2 separate regions of the Mus musculus genome follow, and region 2 is linked to region 1. A link is a loop called in an ENCODE intact Hi-C map of the cell type or tissue named here. Cell type or tissue: left cerebral cortex. All regions are shown on one strand. Each heading gives the region's core, and the rest is flanking DNA. Links, peaks and the distances in the headings are about the cores only.

The links. Peaks named below come from ENCODE experiments on the same cell type or tissue, not always from the same donor. Only the 100,000 strongest peaks of a DNase experiment are listed, where the experiment ranks them.
Region 2: it touches region 1 in a loop (7-fold over the local background); 2 of 42 quality-filtered maps call a loop at or near these places.

The regions. Positions count from the first base shown.
Region 1 is chr16:22,686,755-22,689,668 of GRCm38, reverse strand. No RefSeq gene overlaps it. Among named protein-coding and RNA genes, the nearest start is that of Dgkg, 31 kb to the right of the region's middle. In left cerebral cortex, for the core only: no CTCF peak of the experiment used is centred there; DNase peaks (open chromatin) are centred at 892, 1,660 and 1,864.
Region 2 is chr16:22,788,175-22,791,088 of GRCm38, reverse strand. No RefSeq gene overlaps it. Among named protein-coding and RNA genes, the nearest start is that of Gm30416, 2.7 kb to the left of the region's middle. In left cerebral cortex, for the core only: no CTCF peak of the experiment used is centred there; DNase peaks (open chromatin) are centred at 869 and 1,493.

The DNA of each region.
Region 1 (2,914 bases), core at 310-2,809:
GGAGGCTGGAAAGGACCAGCGTGCCCTTTAACACATAGTTGTGGCCACGTACCTCCCGGGACAAAAAGATACTGGTGTCTGAAACAGGCCATTCTCATGACATCTGCTTCAGTTTCTGTTCATAGTAGAACTAAGTTTTCTAAAAATAATTTGTACCTTTCTTATATCTTCATAAATGCACATCCACAACCAGTGACAGGAGGAGATAGACAGGCAGATAGATAGATAGATAGATAGGTAGATAGATAGATAAAGGTAGGTAGATATAGAAGATAGATATAGAAAGATGATAGATGATAGATAAAGGTAGATGATGGAGGTAGATGATAGAGATAGATTAGCAATAGAGATAGGTAGATGATCTAGACAGATGATAGATAGATAGATAGATAGATAGATAAGAGATGGGGATAGATGATAAAGATAGAGGATAGAGGGTAAATAGATGGATAGATAGAAATAGATGAATAGATATAAATGATAGGTAGGTAGATAAATAGGTCAATAGATTACAGATAGACAGATAGATAAATGGGTGGATGACAGATAGATAAATAGGTAGATAGATAGATGGGTAGATAGCCTCCAACAACTAGATTTTTCATTTCTCTCATCTCCCTTTCTACTTCTGTCAGAGAATTCAGCCAGGCTCTAGCTTTGCCGTCATCCTCGGATTACCACTCTATATTTAGAACATAATATTAAAAACTTGTTTGTTAGCTGAAATTCAAATCATTTGGGCACCTGCTTTTTGTTTTGCTTTTCACTTCTGTGCATGAACTAAATCTGAAATTGCACCCCTCTCACTCCCACCCTCCCTCTGGGCGGGCAGACAATGGCATAGACTCTTAGCAGGGGATGCAGCCAGGGGCCCTCTGTATCTGTGAGTGCTGCATCTCCAATCAACCACAGTTGAAAATAATTTTCTTAAATTACATCTGCGCCAACCATGTACAGACTTCTTTTCTTGTCATTATTCCTTAAACAATGCAGTATAGCAGCTGTTATGCAGTGGGTTGTGACCAGCATTTTAAAAGATCAAATGGGATAGAACAGAAGTGTTAGAATGCATTACCCATAAAGATGCATATTGTTTCATGACATTTTACATATCATTGGCCTTGTATTCAGTTTCGTAAGGAATCTGGAGATGATTTAAAGTATGCAGGAAGATGTACATTGGTTACAAATAGCCCGCCTTATACAATAAGGGTCTTTAGCATCCTCAGACTGGGACCCCATGTTAGATCCTGGAACTAGTGTCCCACAGACAGCAAGGGACAACTGGAACTCAAAGCCTGGGGAGTTCCAGGTGGCAAGAAGGGGGCAGCTACTGCTCCCACCCTGAGCCTTCTCGATGCACTTGGAAGTTTCTCACCTATTCTAGCCCGCCCACTCACCTGGGTCGCTGGGGTAACAGGGAGGCTCCCAGAGCTGTTTTAGCTGTATCACTTAAGAACTGTGAGGAGACAGCGCCTTTGCTGAACTCGTGGTGATGAAACCCACAGCTGCTCTTCCTGAGCTAATGACTGCACGTTGTGAACCCTCAGGATTCCCCAGTCAAGCCATCGCTCCTGTCAGTGGATGCCTCACTACAGCCTCCTACTTCCTCCCACAGTTCCCTCCTGGCTTTTCTCTGAGCCCTTCAGATGGTTGTTGTAGCTTTCCTTTGGGCACACTCTAAGTTGTTGTGGCTTCCCAGAGATGAGCAGTGTACCTCTAAACCCAACACCAGGCAGGACACCTGAAGGAGAGTGTCTAGGCTCCAGTGCTGGGGGCAGAGCAGTCGCGAGGCGGGCTGTGGGGGATTTCCTAGATGAAGGCATTCCTTCCCTGTGCTAGTGATGGTTGGTTTTAATGTCAACTTGTTACAAATTAGAAACAGCTGAGCAGGGAGCCTCAGCTGAAGAAGTGTTCTGATTGCCTTAATTGATGCGGGAAGAACCCTCAAGTGTGGGCGGCACCTTCTGGTAGCAGCCCAGATTTTAAAATGGGGCGCGCGGTGGGGGTGGGGGTGGGGATGGGAACTGGCAAAAGGAAAATAATTTTCCTTCCCCACTTGGCCTCCCTCTCGGAGACACTTGATTTACCTCTTTAGTGCTGCAACTGATTCCTTTGCTCCTATCAGAACAAAGATTTCCAGACTTCCATCGCTGACTAAAGACCAGGTGCTGTTTGGGACCCTGCCGGGTGTGCAATCTATTAAGCCTGCAGGGGTATCCAGGCCTTGTACAGAATAGATACCTGTAATCAGTTTGCTTTGACTGATACAGCTACTGTGGGACAGTCCAACTGTTGAGAAACTCAGGCTCAAGGACTGAACAGCCTTCCCCTCCCCACCCCCATCCACCGTGGTCCCTGCTTCAGTTCCTGCCTCCAGGTTCCTGCTTAAGCTTCTGTCCTAGCTGCCCCTGCGAGATGTAGTAAACCCTTTCCTTCCCAGTTGATAATGGGCATGGTGCTTTATCTCAGCAACAAAAAGCAAACTAAAATGACCATCTCAACTTGTCCAATCCCTCCTGTACCATCTGTTTTCTCTGTTGCCCGGAATACTTTATTTAAATTTCATCTGTTCTCCCCTTAATCAAATACCCACTGATCAGAGTTGATGGATAGAGACCATTTCCTGGGTATCCATGCCTTCCATATAAACATTTTGTACATTTGCCTGGACAGTTTCCCATTTCCTTCTTAAGACGAATTTTTCCCATTCACAGCTAACAAAATAAGAATTGATTCCATGAAAAACAAATCAAGGAGATGCTGTTTACAGGGGTTTAATAAAATGAACAAAGTCGCTCACTCTTGGGAAATGTGTCAGGAAGAAGCACCTAGTCAGAGTGAGGCCACTGGAGATGGAAGCTTTTCAAGAGCCAATTAGAGGACCAAATGATTGTCACTAAACTGTCCTTTG
Region 2 (2,914 bases), core at 88-2,587, 100 kb before region 1:
TCTCTCTTCTATCCCTTACTAGATAATGAACATATAACAACTAGCATATAATTCAGCAAATCTGTATATTCTCCACCAAATTAGAAATGCTTCCAGCGGTCATTGATCCCTGATGGCCAGATAAACAAAGAAGACTGCAAACTTCACCCTCCAAGACAAAGGCCTTATAGGCTTGTCTGTTTCCAGCAGGGCTGCCCTCTTGGGCCGACTAGTCCAAACTGGTCAGATGCATCAAGGCCTGTGCTAAACATATTTCAGCTTCATATGAAATTATAGCCTCATCAGCTCCATTTTCCTTAAGTTAAGACAAAATTAGGGCAGAGGGGGGCCACCTTGTGGCACTTTAAAACATTTAAAAGACTCAGACCCTCCCAGGAGAAGTAGATACCTGCTTCAACGTCCCCTCTCCACTTCGTGGGAAATGTTTTTCTCGGTGTGCCTGCCTCCCTCTCCTCCTTCTCTCCTCCCACCATGCTTCTTCATTTTCATAGTTACCTGTTGCTTCCTGTTGTTTGAGATCCTCTCCCTCCCCCGCCCCCCATCCCTCCTTTAATTTCATTTTTAAAAAGAAGAAGAAAAGAAAGACCTCCCTGCCCCTCACAGCACTGAGCTGATTCTGGGTTCCCGGGAAGCTGTTTCTGGAGACTCTGAGCAAATGTTACTCAGTGTTCTTCTCTTGATAAAGGGGGGGGGGGGCTCAGCCCGTGCTGAGCGGAGCCTCCTCACCTCATTCTGGAGCACACTGCCCCGCAGCTCCACCTGCGCCTCCACCCACACGGTGCGTTCCTGCTTGCCAACTTCCCTCTGTGTGAGCCCCTTCGCCCACTCAACTGCAGGCCTCCTTCCGGACCGCCCCTCATGATGAGTAGTTTGTCAGTTACTATACATCAAGCTGCCTCCATCCAGCAACACAGAAAGCCCCATCTGTTCTGGGGAGCCTTCCAACAAGAGCCTCCACCCACCCACCGCCCACAACTGCCAGCAACAGGCAGACTGTCCTGCAAGTGTCCACCCTCCAGGCCCCCCGGAAGGCTCAAGACTGAGCACCCCAGGCCTTGGCTGGGGGAACAGGGCAACAGCATGACTGGCTGGGGGCCATGCTGTAACAAATGTAGGCCTCCTCACTATCGGAGCAGCCCTACCCTGGCATGATCTGAGTGCTGAGCACACTGGTGGGGAACAAGAGCAGGGGGGTAGAAACTTCATTCAATGTAGATCTGGGGGCTTGGGGAAGGTCAGGGGTCTAGTGCTTTCCTAGCATGTGTGAAGCCCTTGGATCAAAGCCTGGTGCTTGTAGCGGTGGGGGGGGGGGGGGGTTCGGGGGTGGGGGCAGTTGGTTGAGGCCGGGCAAGAAAATGTGTATTCTTTCTCCAGCTCAGGACCTTCATCCATCACGTGATTACTACTTTTTTCTCAGGCTCTGTTCCCCACTGCACTGCTCGGCAGGTCCTGTTATGAGAATCATGTCTTCAGCCTAGACAAGTTAGACATTTTCCCAGAAATCCACAGACAAGAGGCCAAAGCAGTGCGCAGGATTCTGAGCTCCAGCTGCCTGGATGAGAATTCTAGCTCTCTGTCTGCCTGTGTCCCTGTCTCTCTCTCTGCCCACGCCCCGCTCCCCCAGCAGTCCCCGTCCCCGTGCACGCGCGCGCGCGCACACACACACACATACAAAATGTATTTTGATGATATCCCGATTATCCACTTTACCCATCCCCATACTGAATTCCTTTCTAATAAATGTTCCTCCTTTCACATATTTGTTGTTCTTATTTACTGTTTTTGCTCCCTTTGGTATGTTTCGGTTTTGTTTTGTTCTGGAGGGTGGAGGTGGGTGGTATTTAATTTGAGTACCAGTGGTAGTACCAATAAGGAATTTGACTCTACCTCCCAAGTAATTACTAACAGCTTATACTCCATCAGAAACGTGTGACACCTTGAGCCCCGTTGCCATCTCTGATAGAATGTTGAGGAGCCCAGGTAAGTTCCGCTATTATTAGTTCACGGACATGACAACCCCGCCTTCCCCAGAAGACTATTTCATATCGTTCTTCCCCATCCTTCGTTTCTTCCCTCCTGCCTTTGTCCTCAGTGCTCTTTGAGCCTTGGGTGGGTAAGACACACACATGTCCTGTTCAGGGCTGACACTCAACAGTCACCTGTTCTCAGCACTTTGACCAGTTTTCAGTCTGAGCATTAACCACTGCCCATTGCAAGCAGGAACTTCTCTAACCAGGATGAGAGGGCACATGCATAAATATTTAGGAGGCAGTTTGACAATTTCCCTTTACCAAACCAATAATAGTAGATTATTGGGGCCTATGACCTCTCTAGCCAAGGGTTTTTGACAGTGCCAGGTATGAATTTCTGGAGGCATACATTTTTTCCAACCTTCTTGAATAAACATTCGACCTTGTCTCTAGCCCACACCCATCAGAGGTAGTGGAGAAAAAGCTATTAGGACATGGGGGAAGGAGACCTGTTTAGAAGTAGTTCTTTAGGGGTGAGTCTAATCTTTGTTGTCAGGGTATCAGCAGTCCAGTCCACTAGCAAACACCAAACACAAATCAGCAGCCGTAGTCCAGTCCTGCCAGCAGACACCACACATGAACCAGCAGCTGCAGTCCAGTCCTCTCGCCAGACACTACACACCCAAACCAGCATATAGGAACTTCACAAGAGGTTCTTTGGTGAGTTTCTCTCAATGGCATTACCACAAGTGGAGCTCAGCACTGCAATGTAGGGCAAGCCAATACATGCGTGTCATGTGAAGAATAGCGAGGTAGAGCAAAGAAAACCAATCTAGAGCTCCCACTGTCTGTGGGGTCATTTTTATATTCCTTCTGAACATTATGAGTCCTTTCACCTGCGTGCCCCAGCAAAACATCATTTGACATAAATGACTTTCCAAAGA